Regions from separate parts of the Homo sapiens genome. Here region 2 is linked to region 1. A link is a loop called in an ENCODE intact Hi-C map of the cell type or tissue named here. Cell type or tissue: transverse colon. All regions are shown on one strand. Links, peaks and the distances in the headings refer to the core of each region. The heading gives the core; the rest is flanking DNA. Region 1 holds the start of MIR4729 (microRNA 4729). Region 2 has its middle 23 kb from the start of YPEL2.

Evidence for each region. A loop is a pair of places that touch in the nucleus more often than their neighbours do. Peaks named below come from ENCODE experiments on the same cell type or tissue, not always from the same donor. Only the 100,000 strongest peaks of a DNase experiment are listed, where the experiment ranks them.
Region 2: a loop joins it to region 1, with 16 times the contacts of the local background. A loop is called at or near these places in 2 of 110 quality-filtered maps.

The regions. Positions count from the first base shown.
Region 1 is chr17:59,363,018-59,371,017 of GRCh38, reverse strand. The region is part of intron 2 of YPEL2 (yippee like 2); the gene reads right to left. MIR4729 (microRNA 4729) reads right to left here and starts at 4,935; the gene lies at 4,864-4,935. RefSeq lists enhancers at 375-874, 875-1,376, 3,827-4,596, 4,597-5,366 and a silencer at 2,976-3,270. In transverse colon, for the core only: no CTCF peak of the experiment used is centred there; a DNase peak (open chromatin) is centred at 3,977; H3K4me3 peaks cover 1,197 bases; H3K27ac peaks cover 7,920 bases.
Region 2 is chr17:59,302,714-59,313,657 of GRCh38, reverse strand. No RefSeq gene overlaps it. Among named protein-coding and RNA genes, the nearest start is that of YPEL2, 23 kb to the left of the region's middle. RefSeq lists an enhancer at 2,324-2,393 and a silencer at 2,376-2,670. In transverse colon, for the core only: a CTCF peak has its summit at 2,480 (motif pointing left); no DNase peak of the experiment used is centred there.

The DNA of each region.
Region 1 (8,000 bases), core at 1-8,000:
CTCCCAGTGTGCGGAACTCTACTCTAGTAAGGTGGGGGCACACATGCTCCTGGGGAAAATAAAACAAAAACAAAAAAACAAAAAAGGGCCACTGCACAGGGTCACTCCCCCTGACCCAGTTGGACTACACATTAATTGGGGCTTCTGAGCCCTGCTGACTCTTGAGTTCCTCTTGTCTGGTTTCAGCAGAGAAGGGAGTTAATCAGCAAACAGCTTAAGGAAGGATAACTCTCTGCCCCTGCTGAGGGCCACCTGTGCCCCTCCTCTGTGTGCCATGGCTCGATGGGCCAGCAAACCCTATTGAAACAAACAGCAAAGAAACAAGCCGAAGCAATCTGGGGTGCCATGTTTGGTCCCAGTGTAAGACGCCAGGAACAGGGGGTTACCTGGAGATTTCAAAGCGAGGCAGACAGTCTGAGAAGGACCAATGGAAGGGCTTGTGTTGGGTTCCTCTGTTTAGTCAAAGCAAGAAATAGGTTGTGTGATACAGCACTTAATGGTAGACCCTGAGATCAGGCCTGAATTTACATTCTAGCCTGCCTGGCCTGAGGACCAGTGAAAACCAGAATATATGACAGACCGTTTTGCTGCTATTTCATTTGTTCTGACCTGATAATAAAAATCAGAATCATTAAAAAATAAAAATAAAAATTCTGGCTGGGCGCAGTGGCTCCCACCTGTAATCCCAGCACTTTGGGAGGCCGAGGCGGGCGGATCACGAGGTCAGGAGATCAAGACCATCCTGGCTAACACAGTGAAACCCCGTCTCTACTAAAAAATACAAAAAATTAGCCGGGCATGGTGGCAGGCGCCTGTAGTCCCAGCTATTCAGGAGGCTGAGGCTGAGGCTGGAGAATGGCGTGAACCCAGGAGGCAGAGCTTGCAGTGAGCCCAGATCGCGCCACTGCACTCCAGCCCAGGCGACAGAGCGAGACTCCGTCTCAAAAAGAAAAAAAGAAAAAAATTCTGGTTCTGCCATTTCCTAGCTGGGTCTCCTTGGTCAACTCAATCTGTCTGAGCCTCACATTCCTCATCTAAAAATGGAGACAACAGTAGTACATCTCTCTTTGGATTAGTCTGAGGCAAAAGACATGATTCACATATAACATGCCTAGCACAATGCCTGCCCCTTAGTAGACACCCAGTAAAATGATGGCTATTGTTAGGATAATTAAAAGAAGGCCTCCAAAGAGCTGTTTCCTTTTTCAAATAAAGGTCAGTCAAAACCACTCTTTGGACCTCCAGGGAACTACTACAAGTGTAAAGTGCTGGATGGCAGGCAGCGGACATTAGGGACAGCACGTGTATCTTCCAAGTACTGAGAACGCTTGTCCTAGAGCTGTGGCTCCCAAATATTAGTACTGGTTACATCAGACCGGGACAGGGATACTCGTTAAAATACAGATCCCCAGTGGGTCTGGGACTAGGGTCAGGCGAGCCAGAAGGCTGGAACATGAAATTTAAGGAGGCACTGTTTGTGGGGTGCTGACCCTGTACTGTACAACTCTGAGAGTGAGTGTCTCCTTAAATCTTGTGTCCTAGGTGACCTGCTTCCCTCGGCCATCAGGGCCCTGATTCCACAACACTCTCAGACCCTCAGAAAAGGAATCTGTGAGGTGGGGTCTGGCAATCTGCCTTTGTATCTCAGGTGATTCTGATGTACTGTCAGATTTGGGAATCACTGTCCAAGAATCCCCATTTTCCAATGCCTGTTTCAATGATTCTCTAAATACATAAAGACTGCAGAAGCTACTTATTTCCACCTTCACTTGGCCGTATTCCAAACCTCATGGCTACACCAAAGCCACTGGAATTCTGCAACTGAATTCTCTCTTTAAATTTAGAGAAAAACTCATCAACAGGGAGTTGCAATTGCCCGCTTTCAATGATTTGGGGAGCCTTACTCAAGAAGCCAGGAGTGTCAGATGAGACAGAGGGCCCAGGACCTGCAAACCCCCAGACCTCCATGAACTAACAAAGGCCCTCTTCTTAGAGTTATGACTGCCTGCTGTTTGCCAGTGATCTACCTGCTTGCTATTTAGCTGAAGGCACCACCAAGGAGGGACCCAGCCTGACTATTTTTAAACAGCTATGGCATGTTATCAATGCCCACTACTCCACAACATCAACATTGTATAATCACACAAAGCTCAAGGATACATGGTTTACAGAAGCTAAAGAAGTTGATTTTCCAAAATAGGCTATGTTTTATTCTCATCCAATCTCAATAAAATCCTATCACTCCTTTGCTTAAAACCTTTTAGCAGCTCCTCACAGCATCCAGAACTCTGTCTAAACTCCTTAGTTTGGCCTTCTAGGCCTTGCATGATCCACCCTGACCTGCTTCCCTAAAGCACAGACTCCCCATCTGTCTTCCCTGTGGTCCCTGGACTTGGCCTCGTGTCATGTTTCTCTGTCTCTGCTCAGAATGGACTCCTCTTGTCTTCGTCTTCTTGTCCACTTAGTAAATGCTTCTAAACACTCATCTTAGTAAACATTCATCCTGCTCTTTACCCTCATAACATCTGGAACAATCACTTACAGTGAAACAATGACTGTGTTTCACTACATTTTATCACTGTTTATCTATTTGCCTTCCCCATTAGATCATAAGCTACTTAAGGGCAAGAATTCCAGGCAAGTGCACGGTTCACGCCTGCAATCCCAGCACTTTGGCAGGCCAAGGCGGGCTGATCACTTGAGCCCAGGAATTTTAGACCACCCTGGGCAATATGGAGAAACCTCATCTCTACAAAAAATAGAAAAATTAGCCGGACATGGTGGCGCATGTCTGTAGTCCCAGCTACTCAGGAGACTAAGGTGAAAAGATCATCTGAGCCTGGGAAGTTGTGGCTGCAGTGAGTTGTGATCATGCCTCTGTACTCTAGCCTGGGCAACAGAGTGAGACTCTGTCTCAAAAAAAAAAGAGAATTTCATCCATTTCTGTATTTGTATCCATTTCTGTATCCCCAGTGCTTCATACAGTAGGATTTAATATATGCAGGGTGATGAGGGAGGTTAAGTGACTTGCTCAATGCCACACTGAAAATTTAGCACAAAGCCAGGTCTGGAGCAGAGGTGGCTTGACCCTCATTCAAGGCTTTTCAAATGGTGCCACAGACTCTCCTCAGCAGGGCCCCACACTGTCTTCCCATTACAGTGATGACACTGTAGGAAACTATGTGCCCTATCTGGCTTGATCACCTTGTAACCTATGGTGGGAACCTGTGGGTGCTAGACGGCTGGGGCTGAAGTCTGGCCTATGGAATAGAATTCTCACCAGGGTGTCAATTAAGACCTTGTCAATTAGCACAGTGCCTCAACCCCTACACTCTTCATACAAGCCACCATGCTGGTTTGAGATTCCTCTTGAAATCACAGAAACCTATTTCTCCAACACCCATTTCACAACAGTCATTCTAATCATCTTACCTAGGGTTAAGTAAACCAGTCCAAGGGCCTAATTGGGCCTTTCACCTGTTTTGCAAATAAAGTTTTTCTGGAAAACATCCATGCTCATTTGTTTATATATTCTCTGTGGCTGCAGATTTGAGTGGAGACCCTATGTCCAGCAAAGCGTAAAATACTATCTGGCCTTTATAGAAAAAGTTTTGCAGACCTTTGGATCTAGCCCAAAAAACAGGGAATCAAGACTGCAAACAGCCCCTCCCTTCTACCAAGGGACTGGCTGCCCCTACTCTGGAAGTTAGTGAACCAACTGGCTTTTGAATGAAGTCATTTCTTTTTTTAGCCCTGGTTACAGGCCTGGGATCCAGGAGGAGATTTTGCCTGTCAGAGGCACACAGGGACCTGCAACACCTAGCACATGGCCTGGCACATAATGGCACTCAATTAATGTTTACTGAATAAATAAACAAAGACATGAGAAATCAGCCAGGCTGAGCCTCGAACAAAAGTCCATACTCCTCCTGTCAGTTTCAAGGTGGCCAGTCACACAGGTACCTGGCAGCAGCCGGGTGACCTAGATTTGTCAGACCTTATCTTATTGGCTTTCCTTTCTCGTGTATTTACCCAGCACCTGCCCCCACGATGCTCAGAGCAGGTTGGCCTCTTGTTTTTATAGAGAAAGAGATGGACAGGGAGGAACTCTCCTCCCACACAGACACACTTTGTGTTTTTTCTTTTTTTCTCCCGCTGCGGGAAGAATCAAGAAATATGGGGGCTTCGAGCTTCAAAAAGCTCCATGAAGTCTAGTTTCACTGGCTTCCTCTCTCCTCAGGCTTCCTAGGTGAATGTTTCTGGCATGAACCTTAACGGCCCTCTCAGAGTTGTACCTGTCGTTTGGAACATTTGGCATCTGAAGGGGAAAGGCCAGCTGTGGATAAAGCTGGCAGCTTTCAGAAGGTCAGGAATGTAAACAAAGCAGCCCCCACCCAGTGGGGAGAGGCCTGGTCCTGAGAATACAGACATTCCTCCAAAGATGCATCAGAGAACAAGGGGCTGCCCGACTCGGCTGGGCTAGCTCAGGCCGACTCTGCAGGGGAGGACAGGGACCATCAGGGAAACAAAAGGCACTTCAGCCTCTCATGAAAATTAGGCAAACTGAATGGAAAGCACTATGGAAATGCTGGTTTTTCAGCTGCCCCGGATAACCTTAGGGGCCAGGCTCAGGAAGGAGATCCTTGTTGCTGCTGCCACCAACCGCTTTTTCAGGTGCTGGGTCTTCCAGGAACCAAAGGGTACCGTGTGACAGGCTCAGTGAAGGCAAAGCTTGCATCTGTTTGCCACTGTAATTCCCAGGGTCTAACACGTAAGAGGAGCTCACACAATGTGGAATAAATGACAGGGCCCTCTGCAGGAGGGTTTGCTCAGGGATTTTTTGTTTTGGTGAGGAAACACTTTTCTGTTTCCTCATTTATCTGCTGGGACGCTAAGGTCACAGTTAGCTTCCCAACAGATAAATGAGGAAACAGAAAATTGCTCTTGGTGGAGCCAACCCTAACAAGAAGGAAAAGGAGCTCCTGGGCCCCCAAAGATAGAGAATTTTCCTTTTGATGATCATAATTTACCCCTTCAAAGACCCAAAGGTGTCAGGGGCTAAAGGGGAGGGGAGAACTAGTGCCACCTGCTCCACCTCTTGACATCACTGTAGTCTGGAGGGGAGGGAGTTTATGGACTGATTAGATGTTGTTGTTTCTAGCGGCAGCTGGCAGAGCCATCTCCTCCTCTCTTCCTCTCCCCCTCCTCCTCCAACTCACTGTCCAGCCACCAGCAATAAGCCAGGGAGAGGAGGGAAACAGCTAAAGCTCCCCTTGGCTGGGCAGCCCTTACCCCAGAGATAATACTCTGGGTCACCAGGTCAAACCCTCCTCTCAGCAGCTTTGCTGAGTGCTTTGGAAACAAAGGTTATCAGAGATTCTCTTTTGGTTTTGTTCTTTCAAGATAAAGAAAGTGGTTTCTTTCAAAAGATTCCCCCCCACCCGAAGTGTCACAGAAGGAATCAAACTGACAAGCAACTCTCAGCTCCAGCTTCACTCTCCAGGCCAGGGACTTCTCTTCCAGCCGCCTGGGCTGCTGTGTCACAGCCAACTGAGGTCCTCGGGTGGGTCAGAGGCACAGTAACCACCTGACAGACTAAAAGGGAAGGAGGCAGGGACAGGCTTTTCCATTTACATTCTAGAGAGGCTTCGCTGCTGCCTGCAGGTAAGGCCCCAGAAAGCTGTGGTGGAAGGTGCTGCTGCTATTTCATCACCTCCTGAGACCTGCTGGTCCCCCTGGGATAAGGAACAAGCGATTCCATGAGGAGAGGCCTCAAAAGACGACAGATGACAACTGTAGGGCTCAAGGGCAACTGCTGAGACTCTCCAAAAACAAGGGCAACAAGCAAGAGTGCCAGGCTTGTTGGGGTGCCAGGCCCTAGTTCTGTCACTTTCCATTTGGTTTTCTTTAGTGACTATTCATAGAATAACACTAGCTTCCAACATTTATTGAGCACTTATCACGTGCCAGGCCCTGTGGTAAGAACTTCACATCAATAACCTCATTTAATTTCCACAAAAATCCTATCAGGTATCTAATATTACTATTATTCCCATTTGCCAGTGAGGCCATTAAGACGCAAAGGCGGATGGGCGCAGTGGCTCATACCCGTAATCCCAGCACTTTGGGAGGCCGAGGCCAGTGGATCACCTGAGGTCAGGAGTTCGAGATCAGCCTGGCCAACATGGCGAAACCCCATCTTCTACAAAAAATGAAATAAACAAATAAATAAATAAATAGCCGATGTGGTGGCAGGCACCTGTAATCCAGCTACTTGGGAGGCTGAATAGGAGAATTGCTTCAACTCGGGAGGTGGAGGTTGCAGTGAGCTAAGATCGTGCCATTGCACTCCAGCCTGGGTGATAGAGCGAGACTCTGTCTCAAAAAAAAAAAAAAAAAAAAAAAGACACAGAGGGATTACTTAATGTACACAGCTACTAAATGAATAAGCCAGGTGGTTGGGCTCGGAGTTATACCACGAGCTGCTATGTTATATGGCCTCATATCATCTTATGCTACTACATTAGACTCAGAAGACGCAGGGGGGAAGTAGAAGGAACTTTAAAGACAGTCTAACCTATTGCACTCATTTGGATAAATGAAGAAAAGGGAGAGCCAGAGAGATGAACAGTCTTGCCCAAGATCACAGCGCTTGACACTGTCAATCTTCCAGATGCCAGCCCTCTCCCAGGGCTATGTGCACCAGCTATGTGCAAAGTGGTGTGTCGGGGGAGGTGGCAAAGTGCAAAATCAAGAGGCCCTCAGTTTCTCTCTGGGCCTTGGTTTCCTAATCTGTAAAATGAGGAGTTGAACTAGAAACTCCAGGTTCAAAGGTACCTCCAGCCACAAAGTTCTGAGCATCTATGACTCCAGGACATTGAGAATCTTGTTAGGAAGCAAGACAATTATACATAAAAAGTGCACGCAACCATAACAACACAGACCATACCACAAGACAGTCATTAATTTCCAAATGAACAACCAGAGAGTGAGTTCTACAGACATTCAGAGCATCCTATAAGCCAGGAAGACTCACTAGAAGAAAAAAAGATGTGAACTGGTCTTCAAGAATGGGTAGGAACTGAATAGAGAGAGAGGAAAGGAGAAGGATTCACCAAGGCAAAGGAAATGACAGGAGGGAAGAAAGGGTGGGATTTGCCACAAGGATTACTGAGTAAGACCATAAAATAGGCAAGGCCAAAAGAACCTAGGCCACACTGCGAAGCGGTAGCAAAAAGTACATGAGCAGATCTGAATCTGAACCCATCTGGCTTCTTGGTAACCTGGTAACCTATGGCCTTAATCCCCACATTGAAAGGATGTTGTAAAATAAGTGATGGAGTAAGTAAAATACCTAAAGGAGTTCCTGGCACACAGTAGGTGCTCAATAAAGAGGAAAGTGTTCAGCTGGGTGCGGCGGCTCATGCCTGTAATCCCAGCATTTTGGGAGGCTGAGGCAGGTGGATCACTTGAGGTCAGGTCAGGAGTTCGAGAGCAGCCTGGCCAACATGGTGAAACCACACCTTTACTAAAAATACAAAAATTAGCCGGGCCTGGTGGCGGATGCCTGTAATCCCAGCTACTTGGGAGGCTGAGGCAGGAGAATTGCTCGAACCCAAAAGGCGGAGGCTGCAGTGAGCAGAGATCACGCCACTGCACTGCAGCTTGGGCAACGGAGTGGGACTCCATCTCAAAAAAAAAAAAAAGAAAAAAAAAAAGGGTAAGTCTTTAGGACCAGTGTGGTGGCTCACCTGTAATCCCAACACTTTGGGATGCTGAGGTGGGAAGTCTGCTTGAGGTCAGGAGTTTGAGACCAGTCTAGGCAACATAGCGAGACCCTGTCTCTCTCTCTCTCTATATATATATCTATATATACATAGAAACTAAGAAGGTGTTCAATCAATAGTAGCTAATAGCAGCAACATAGATTTTCCATCTTGTGTGTTTGTTACAACACCAAACAACCTTATCTGTAACATTCTTCTACCCTCCATGGTGAG
Region 2 (10,944 bases), core at 1,236-9,235, 59 kb after region 1:
AGGCCGAGGTGGGCAGATCACTTAAGGTCAGGAGTTCAAAACCAGCCTAGCCAACATGGTGAAACCCCATCCCTACTAAAAATACAAAACTTAGCTAGGTGTGGTGGTGTGTGTCTGTAATCCCAGTTACTCGGGAGGCTGAGGCAGAAGAATCGCTTGAACACAGGAGGTGGAGGTTGCAGTGAGCCAAGATGGAGCCATTGCACGCCAGCCTGGGCAACAGAGCAAGACTTCATCTAAAAAAAAAAAAAAAAAGCCAGGTGTGGTGGCTCACGCCTGTAATCCCAGCACTTTGGGAGGCTGACGTGGGTGGATCGCCCAAGGTTGGGAGTTCGAGACTAGCTTGACCAACATGGAGAAACCCCATCTCTACTAAAAATACAAAATTAGCCAGGCATGGTGGCACATGCCTGTAATCCCAGCTACTCAGGAGGCTGAGGCAGGAGAATTGCTTGAACCTGGAGGCAGAGGTTTCAGTGAGCTGAGATCGCACCATTGCACTCCAGCCTGGGCAAGAAGAGTGAAATTCCATCTCAAAAAAAAAAAAAAATAGTTGGACTTCTTTATTCTATTCAAAGTTTTTTTTCTTTGGTGTCAATCTTCGTTTTTCTTAACTGATACTGCTGCATAAAGTGAGAAGATGGATTTGTTTGTGAAGGTGGCATTTCACATGACAGTCACCAAATTATTCCCTTGAGATCAGCAATAAGATTCTAAGGCCGGGCGTGGTGGTTCACACTTGTAATCCCAACACTTTGGGCCGCCAAGATGGGAGGATCCCTTGAAGCCAGACTGGGCAACAGCAAGATCCTATCTCTACAAAAAATAAAAATAAGAAAATTAGCTAAGCGTGGTGGCACACATCTATAGTCCCAGCTATTTGGGAGGCTGAGGTGGGAGAATCACTTGAGCCCAGGAATGCAAGGCTACAGTGAGCTATGATCATGCCACTGCACTCGAGCCTGGGTGATGTAATGAGAACTAAGTCAAAAAAAAAAAAAAACAGAATTCTAGGAAATTCATCATTTTAAAGGCTTCTTTGCTTATTTTGCCAAGGCAGTACTTGATCAGATGCTTTTTAAAATTAATAGACCATTTTAGGCCAGGCGCAGTGGCTCATGCATGTAATCCCAGCAATTTGGGAGGCCGAGGCGGGCAGATCACCTGAGGTCATGAGTTCAAAACCAGCCTGGCCAACATGGTGAAACCCCATCTCTACTAAAAATACAAAAATTAGCCGGGCGTGGTGGCGGGCACTTGTAATCCTAGCTGCTCAGGAGGCCGAGGCAGGAGAATTGCTTGAACCCAGGAGGCAGAGGTTGCAGTGAGCCGAGATCATGCCAGCCTGGGTGACAGAGTGAGAATCTGTCTCAAAATAAAATAAAATTAAATTAAAATTAATAGACAAATTTTAGAGTGGTTTTAGATTTACTGAAAAGCTGAACAGCATATAGAGTCCTCATATAACCCTGCCCTTGACATAGTTTCCTGTATTATTAATATTGCATATTAGTGTAGCACATTTGCTATAATTATGCAGATTTCTTTAGTTTTTACCTGATGTCCTTTTTTCTGCTCCAGTATCCCAGCCAGGAGACGACTTTACATTTAGTTGCCATGTCTCCTTGGGCTTCTCTTGGTTGTCATAGTTTCTCAGACATTCCTTGGTTTTGATGCTGTTTTCTTTTTTCTTTTTTTTTTTTTTTTCCGAGACAGAGGCTCGCTCTGTCGCCCAGGCTGGAGTGCAGTCGCATGATCTCAGCTCAAGGCAACCTCCGCTTCCTGGGTTCAAGCGATTCTCCTGCCTCAACCTCTTGAGTAGCTGGGACCACAGGCACTCGCTGCCACACCCAGCTAATTTTTGTATTTTTAGTAAAGATTGGGTTTCACTGTGTTGGCCAGGCTGGTCTTGAATGCCTGACCTCAGGTGATCCATCTGCCTCGGCCTCCCACAGTGCTGGGATTACAGGCGTGAGCCACTGCGCCCAGCCAGTTTTGATGGTCTTGACAGTGTTGAGAAGTTCTCATCAGGTATATTGCAGGCCACCCCTCTATTAAGATTTGTCTGATGCTTTTCTCATGACTAGACTGGGGTCATGTGTGTTTTGGGGGGATGACACAGAGGTAAAGTGCCATTTTCATGACATCATATCAAGGGTACATACTATCAATATGATTTATCAGTGTTGATGTTCTCCTGGATCACCTGGCTGATTGTCAGGTTCCCCCACTGTAGTGACTCCTCCCAGTCCTTGTCATACTCTTTGGACAGAAGTCACCATGCAGAGCTTACACTTAAGGAGTGAGGAGTTATAGTCCCCTCCTTTGCAGTAGAGTAGTTACATAATTTATTTGGAATTCTTCTGCATGGGAGATTGATCAACTGCTTTAGTGTGTAAACCTACTGTCACCATCCACCAAGTCATAACAATCTATTTGGTGGCGCCCTTAGCCCTGTATTGTCCAGATTAGAACTATAATGGGGTCTAGGGAGACCTCTCGTGGTAAAATAAGGGCATAACTAGCCAGCTACACGCTCTCATTTTATGCCATTGACTTTCCTTTAACGCAGTGGTTCTCAATCAAGGGCAATTTTGCCCGCCAGCCCCAGGGAGCATTTGACAATATGGGGAGAAATTTTTGGTTGCCACAACTTTTGGAAAGCGATGTTATTGGCACCTAGCAAGTGGAGACGGAGATCCTGCTAAACATACAGTGATTAAGACACAAACAACAAAAAATTATCTGAGCCAAAATGTCAATAGTGCTGAGGTTTAGAAACTCTGTGATTAACAGCTTTATAAAAGTTACAGATAATGTTCAAAGGGATACATTATAATGTGAAGGAGGAAAAGACCTTATTTTGTGAAGGATGAATTCTTAAAAAAAAAAATACAGCTGGAAGGGTAGCAGAATATGTCACACCAAAATATGCCATTTCAGCATATTAACTATGTTGAGCTGAAGACAATTGAGAAGAAGCAAATACAAGGAAAACTCTCTGCCATCCCCGTATTTGTCTAAAAGCAGGTCATAAATTTGTAAAGGTGGCGCCTCTCCTGAGACAGAGTCTTCCTCTGTTGCCCAGGCTGGAGCGCAGTGGCACCATCATAGCTCACTGCAGCCTTCATCTCCCAGGCTCAAGCGATCCTCCCACCTCAGCCTCCTGAGTAACTGGGCCTACAGGTGTGCACCACCAAGCTGGGCTAATTTTTCTATTTCTTGTAGAGACTGGGTCTCCTTATGTTGCCCAGGCTGGTCTTGAACTCCTGGACCCAAGTGATCTGCCTGCCTCGGCCTCCCAAAGTGCTGTGATTACAGGCATGAGCAACTGCTGGCCAATTTATTTTTGAGTCAGGGCCTCACTTTGTCGACAGGGCTGGAGTGCAGTAGTATGATCATAGTTCATAGCAGCCTTGAACTTCCAGGCTCAAGGAATCCTCTCTCCTCAGCCTACCAAGTTGCTAGGGGCTACGGGCACTTGCCATCACACATGGCTAATTTTTTTTTTAATTTTATTTTATTTTTGAGGTAGAGTTTGGCTGTTTTTGTTTGTTTGTTTGTTTTTTTGTTTGAGACGGAGTTTCGCTCTCGTTGCTCAGACTGGAGTGCAATGGCGCAATCTCGGCTCACTGCAACCTCCACTTTCCGGGTTCAAGCGATTCTCCTGCCTCAGCTTCCCGAGTAGCTGGGATTACAGGCATGCGCCACCACACCCGGCTAATTTTGTACTTCTAGTAGAGACGGGATTTCTCCATATTGGCCAAGCTGGTCTCGAACTCCTGACCTCAGGTGATCTGCCCACCTCGGCCTCCCAAAGTGCTGGGATTACAGGCGTGAGCCATCATGCCAGGCCTGGAGTTTCACTCTTGTTGCCTAGGCTGGAGTGCAATGGTGCAATGTCTGCTCACTGCAACCTCCGCCTCCCAGGTTCAAGCAATTCTCCTGCCTCAGCCTCCTGAGTAACTAGGATTACAGGCGCCTGCCACCACACCCAGCTAATTTTTTCGTATTTTGAGTAGAGACGGGGCTCTACCATGTTGGCTAGGCTAGTCTTGAACTCCTGGCCTCAAACGATCCGCCCACCTCAGCCTCCCAAAGTGCTGGGATTACAAGTGTGAGGCACTGCACCGGCTGCTAATTTATTTTTATTTTTATTTTTTTTTGAGACAGGGTCTCACTCTGTCGCCCAGGCTGGAGTACAGTGGCGTGATCTGGGCTCACTGCAGTCTCCTCCTCCCGGTTTCACGCCATTCTCCTGCCTCAGCCTCCCAAGTAGCTGGGACTACACGTGCCCGCCACCACGCCCCCCTAATTTTTTTGTATTTTTATTAGAGACAGGGTTTCACCGTGTTAGCCAGGATGGTCTCGATCTCCTGACCTTGTGATCCGCCCGCTTCAGACTCCCAAAGTGCTGGGATCACACGTGTGAGCCACCGTGCCCGGCCCCGCTAATTTTTTTCTTTTTCTTTTTTTTTTTTTGAGACAGAGTCTCGCTCTGTCGCCCAGGCTGGAATGCAGTGGCGCAATCTCGGCTCACTGCAAGCTCCGCCTCCCGGGTTCATGCCATTCTCCTCCCTCAGCCTCCCGAGTAGCTGGGACTACAGGCGCCCGCCACTAAGCCCGGCTAACTTTTTGTATTTTTAGTAGAGACGGGGTTTCACCGTGGTCTCGATCTACTGACCTTGTGATCCGCCCGCCTCGGACTCCCAAAGTGCTGGGATTACAGGCGTAAGCCACCGCGCCCGGCCAGGCCATGCTAATTTTTAAAAGTTGGTTTTTCTGTAGAGATGGGGATCTCTCTATGTTGCCAAGGCTGGTTTCAAACTCTTAGCCTCAAGTGATCCTCCTACCCAGCCTCCCAAAATGCTGGAATTACAGTAGTGAGCCACCCCACTCAGCCCATTTTTTTAGCCCATAATTTTCTTAATGATAATTTTTAAAAACTACAAACAATTTTGAGAGGGAGAAAAAAACCACCTCCAGTCCTATTACAACTACAATCCACAACTATTTTCAGTTGCACCTGACTTCCTATATACGCATATTTCTATGTTGTTGCAATTAATAAATATAACCACTTATATTCTGCTTTTTTTCACTGAATTGAATATTTGAAATATTTTTCGTGTTCCTAGTGTCTCCATATATATACATATATATATACATATATATATGTATATATGTATTTCTTCTCTCTTTTTTTTTTTTTTTTTTTGACGAGGTTTTGCTTACGTTGCCCAGGTTTGAGTGCAGTGGTGTGATCTTGGCTCACTGCAACATCTGCCTCCCAGGTTCCAGCGATTCTCCTGCCTCAGCCTCCCAAAGTAGCTGGGATTACAGGTGCCCGCCACCATGCCTGGCTAATTTTTGTATTTTTAGTAGAGATGGGGTTTTGCCATGTTGGCCCGGCTGGTCTCGAATTCCTGACGTCAAGTGATCCACCCACTCGGCCTCCCAAAGTGCTGGCATACAAGTGTGAGCCACCGTGGCCTGCCTACGGTGTTATTCTGATTTGTAAAGGTTGATATAAAGGAATAGTATATTCATGTGTCATGTGTCCTATTTCCAAGTTTTTTTTCTTTTTCTTTTTAACTTTGTTTTTTCTTTTTTTCTTTTTTTTTTTTTTGAGACAAGAGTCTTGCTCTGTCGCCCAGGCTGGAGTACAGTGGCGCCATCTTTGCTCACTGCAACCTCCGCCTCCCGGGTACAAGCGATTCTCCTGCCTCAGCCTCCGGAATAGCTGGGATTATAGGCGCCCACGACCACGCCCAGCTAATTTTTGTATTTTTAGTAGAGACGGGGTTTCACCATGTTGGTCAGGCTGATCTCAGACTCCTGACCTCGTGATCCGCCTGCCTCGGCCTCCCAAAGTGCTGGGATAACAGGCGTGAGCCACCGCTCCCAGCCTTAACTTTCAATTCTTACTGATAAATTGAAGTTAAATTTTTTTTGCAAAAATCCTGAAATTTATTATTTCTTTTTCCATTTGTACTTAGAAAGTTATCCCTTTTTAGAATTAAATACCTACACGTTTCCTTCTAATTTTTTTTAATTTCATTTTTTACATATAATTATTTAAAATCTGGAATTTGGGTGGGACGTAGTGGCTCACGCCTGTAATCCCAGCATTTTGGGAGGCCGAGGTGGGCGGATCACCTGAAGTCAGGAGTTCAAGACCAGCCTGACCAACATGGTGAAACCCCATCTCTATCAAAAATACAAAAATTGGCCGGGTGCAGTGGCTCAAGCCTGTAATCCCAGCACTTTGGGAGGCTGAGGCACATGGATCACAAGGTCAGGAGTTCGAGACCAGCCTGGCCAAGATAGTGAAACCCCATCTCTACTAAAAAAAAAAATACAAAAATTAGCCGGGCGCGGTGGTAGGCGCCTGTTAGTCCCAGCTACTCAGGAGGCTGAGGCAGGAGAATCGCTTGAACCTGGGAGGTGGAGGTTGCAGTCAGCCGAGATCATGCTACTGCACTCTAGCCTGGGTGACAGAGCGAGACTCCATCTCAAAAAAACAAACAAACAAACAAAAAATACAAAAATTAGCTGGGAGTGGTGGCAAGCGCCTATAATCCCAGCTGCTTGGGAGGCTGAGGCAGGAGAATCGCTTGAACCCAGGAGGTGGAGGTTGCAGTGACCCGAGATCGAGCTGCTGCACTCCAGCCTGGGTGACAGAGCAAGACTCCACCTCCAAAAAAAAACAAAGTCAAATATAGAAAAGTTGAAAGAATTGTACAATGAACACCCAGATAAACTTTAAAATCATCTTGCAAGGCCCAAATGAAAACAAAAATGAACCCCTAAAAAAATTCTCTTTGAGAATTTGATGGAATCTACATGAGCAATTACTTTGATAATATCTTTATTCTAACCAGATTCTCCTTCAAAAATATGGTTTATTTTTCCACTTACTCAAGTATTTTTCTTTCTTTCTTTATTTGAGACGGGATCTTGCTCTGTTGCTGGGGCTGGAATATAATGGCATGATGATGTCTCATGGCAGCCTCCCGTGCTCAGGCAACCCTCCTGTCTCTGCCTCCTAAGTATCTGGGACTACAGGGGCACACCACCACTCCCGGCTAATTTTTTAATTATTTGTAGAGACAAAGTTTCCCTACGTTGATCAGGCTGGTCTGCAACTGCCAGGCTCTTGCAATCCTCCTGCCTTGGCCTCTCAAAGTGCTATGATTACAGACATAAGCCATGGTGCCCAGCCTCAAGTATTTCTTTGTGTGTGATATTTTTCTTTTTGTTGCCTTGGTAGAAAGAGTGCAGAGAAAAGTTTTCTTATGAAATTTTCACTGGTTATTATGAGGCCTTTGGGTTACAAATTAATGTTAAAAATGAGGGGTATACTAGACTCAAAGAAGAATTGTTAATTAATTCACTCATCATGACATCTATTGCGCATATGTTGTATGCCAGGTTCTAATGACACCTGAATGAATGTGTCCATTTCTTTATCCTTGGGGAGCTGATGGACTCTTGGAAAAATAAGGCTGGGCGCAGTGGCTCACGCTTATAATCCCAGCACTTTGGGAGGCCAAGGCGGGCAGATCACCTGAGGTCGGAAGTTCGAGACCAGCCCAACCAACATGGAGAAACCCTGTCTCTACTAAAAATACAATAAATTAGCCGGGCGTAGTGGTGCATGCCTGTAATCCCAGCTACTCGGGAGGCTTAGGCAGGAGAATTGCTTGAACCCGGGAAGCGGAGGTTGTGGTGAGCCGAGAGTGCGCCATTGCACTCCAGCCTGGGCAACAAGAGTGAAACTCCATCTCAAAAAAAAAAAAAAAAGGAAAAAGTAGATGGTCAAAAATATTACAAATCTGGCCAGGTGCGGTTTCTCACACCTGTAATCTCAGCACTTTGGGAGGTCGAGGAGGGCGGATCACTTGAGATCGGGAATTCAAGACCAGCCTGGCCAACATGGTGAAACCTTGTCTCTCCTAAAAATACAAAAATTAGCTGGGCGTGGTGGCGCATGCCTGTAATCCCAGCTACTAGGGAGGCTAAGGCAGGAGAATCCCTTGAACCCAGCGGGTGGAGGTTGCAGTGAGCCAAGATAGCACCACTGCACTCCAGCCTGGGTGACAGAGCCAGACTGTGTCTCAAACAAACAAACAAAAAAGTTACAAATCAGGACAATAAAATGCCATAAGGAAGGTTGGTAAGGCTCCACCAATAATGTGATATTTGGTACACAATACAAAGTTTAAAAAAAAATTTTCACCAAGCAAAGGGGAAAGTGCATTCTATGGAGCAGAAAGAACTTGTGTAGAGATAGGGGAAGTTGGGACATTTCTTTCTGAGGGCTGAGGTAGAACACATGGGGATTGATTGGGAGGTGTTGAATAGCACAGAGAATGGTGCGTTTGTTTGATGCAGCTGAAGTTCAGGGTATTTGGAATGGGGGTGGATTCTGGAAAGGTAGGTCGTTAGGAAAGGTAGGTAACATGTTAAGGAGTTTGAACTTTATCACAAAAATAACAGAATGAGCAAAGGTTTTGAAGCAGGAGTTCTAATCGGAATTTGTTTCATTGCTGTGACACCAAGGATGGCTTGGAGTGGGAAGAGAAGAGGCTGGAAAGGTGATGGGAGTCAGATTGTGAAAGGCACTGCATGCCTGAGAGCTTAATCTGCCATTTGAACCTTAGCCTGAAGGAAGGTTCAAATAAGTCATAAAGTAATAAAATACATTGGGATGGGCCAGGCACGATGGTTCACACCTGTAATCCCAGAATTTGGGAGGTTGAGGCAGGTGGATCACTTGATGTCAGGAGTTTGAGACCAGCCTGGCCAACAGAGTGAAACCCCAACTCTACTAAAAATACAAAATTAGCCAGGTGTTGTGGCAGGTGCCTGTAATCCCAGCTACTTGGGAGGCTGAGGCAGGAGAATCGCTTGAACCCAGGGAGTAGAGGTTGCAATGAGCTGAGATTGTGCCACTGCACTCCAGCCTGGGTGACAGAGCAAGACTCCGTCTCGAAAACAAAAACAAAACCCCACATCGCAATGATGAACAGCACAGACAGTAATAACTGCAAATGTTCAGAGGAGGCAATTATTATCACAGGAAGATAATCTTGTCCTTGAAGTCAGATCTGGGTAGGAATTCCAGGTCTTCCACTCATCTGTCATCTGTGAATACATTTTATAGCCCTTTGAGCCTCACTTTATTGACCTATAATAAAATAATGAGGCCAATAATACCTATCTAACTACCTGTTATGAGGATTAAATAAGAAAAACCTGTTAAATGCCAAATACATAGTAGGTATTCAATAGACATTATTTCTTTTTCTATTTAAGTTTTATTTTAAGTTCAGGGGTACATGTGCAGGTTTGTTATATAGGTAAACTTGTGTCATGGGAGTTTGTTGTATAGATTATTTTGTCACCCAGGTATTAAGCCCAGTACCCATTAGTTATTTTTCCTGATCATCTCCCTCCTCCCACCCCCCCACCCTCTGAAAGGCTCCAGTGTTTGTTGTTCTCCTCTATGTGTCCATGTGTTATCATCATTTAGCTCCCACTTATAAGTGAGAACATGTGGTATTCGGTTTTTTGTTTCTGCGTTAGTTTGCTAAGGATAATGGCCTCCCACTCCATCCATGTTCCTGTAAAAGACAAGATCTCATTCTTTTTTATGGCTGCATAGTATTCCATTGTGTATATGTGGCTCAAGGGATCCTCCCGCCTCAGCCACTGGAGCCACATTTTCTTTATCCAGTCTATCACTGATGGGCATTTAGGTTGATTCCATGTCTTGGCTATTGTGAATAGTGCTGCTATAAACATACATATGCAGATCGGGTGCAGTGGCTCACGCCTGTAATCCCAGCACTTTGGGAGGCCGAGGCAAGTGGATCACTTGAGGTGAGAAGTTAGAGACCAGCCTGACCAACATGGTGAAACCTCGTCTGTACTAAAAATATAAAAATTTTCTGGGCATGGTGGCAGGTGCCAGTAATCCCAGCTACTTAGGAGGCTGTGGCAGGAGAACTGCTTGAACCTGGGAGGTGGAGGCTGCAGTGAGCCAAGATTGTGCCATTGCACTCCAGCCTTGGCAACAAGAGGCAAAACTCCATCTCAAAACAAAACAAAACAAATAAAATAAAATAAAATAAAGCAGAACATACACATGCATGTATCTTTGTAATAGAATAATTTATATTCCTCTGGGTATATACCCAGTATTGGGATTGCTGGGTCAAATGGTATTTCTGTTTTTAGTTCTTTGAGGAATCACCACACTGTCTTCCACAATAGTTGAGGTAATTTACACTCCCACCAACAGTGTATAAGCATTCCTTTTTCTTTGCAACCTCACCAGCATCTGTTATTTTTTGACTTTTTAATAATAACTGTTCTGAGTGGTGTAAGATGGTATCTCATTGTGGTTTTGATTTGCATTTCTCTAATGATCAGTGATGTTAAGCTTTTTTTCACACGATTATTGGCCACATGTATGTCTTCTTTCAAAAAGTGTTCATGACCTTTGCCCACTTTTTAATGGAGTTGTTTTTTTCTTGTAAATTTGCATAAACATTGTTTTCAACCACACCAAACTCCTATCCTGATTAGGTTTATAGTGGAGAAGTTTGCATTTTTATTTATCACTGTTTCATGCTCCTGTACTTCTCAAAATCCTCCACCCATTTCACTTTCCCCATCTTTACTGAGGCATAACTGACAAAAATTACATATGTTTAAGGTGTACAACTTGATGTTTTGATATATGGATATCCAAATAATCACCATAATTAAGCTAATTAATGGATCTATCACCTCTCATAGTTACCATTTCTTTTTTCTTTTGTGGTGAGAATACTTAAGATCTATCCTTTTAGCAAATTGCAAGTATACAGTGCAGTATTGTTAACTAGAGTCATGTGGCTATATATTAGACTTCCAGAACTTATTCATCTTGCA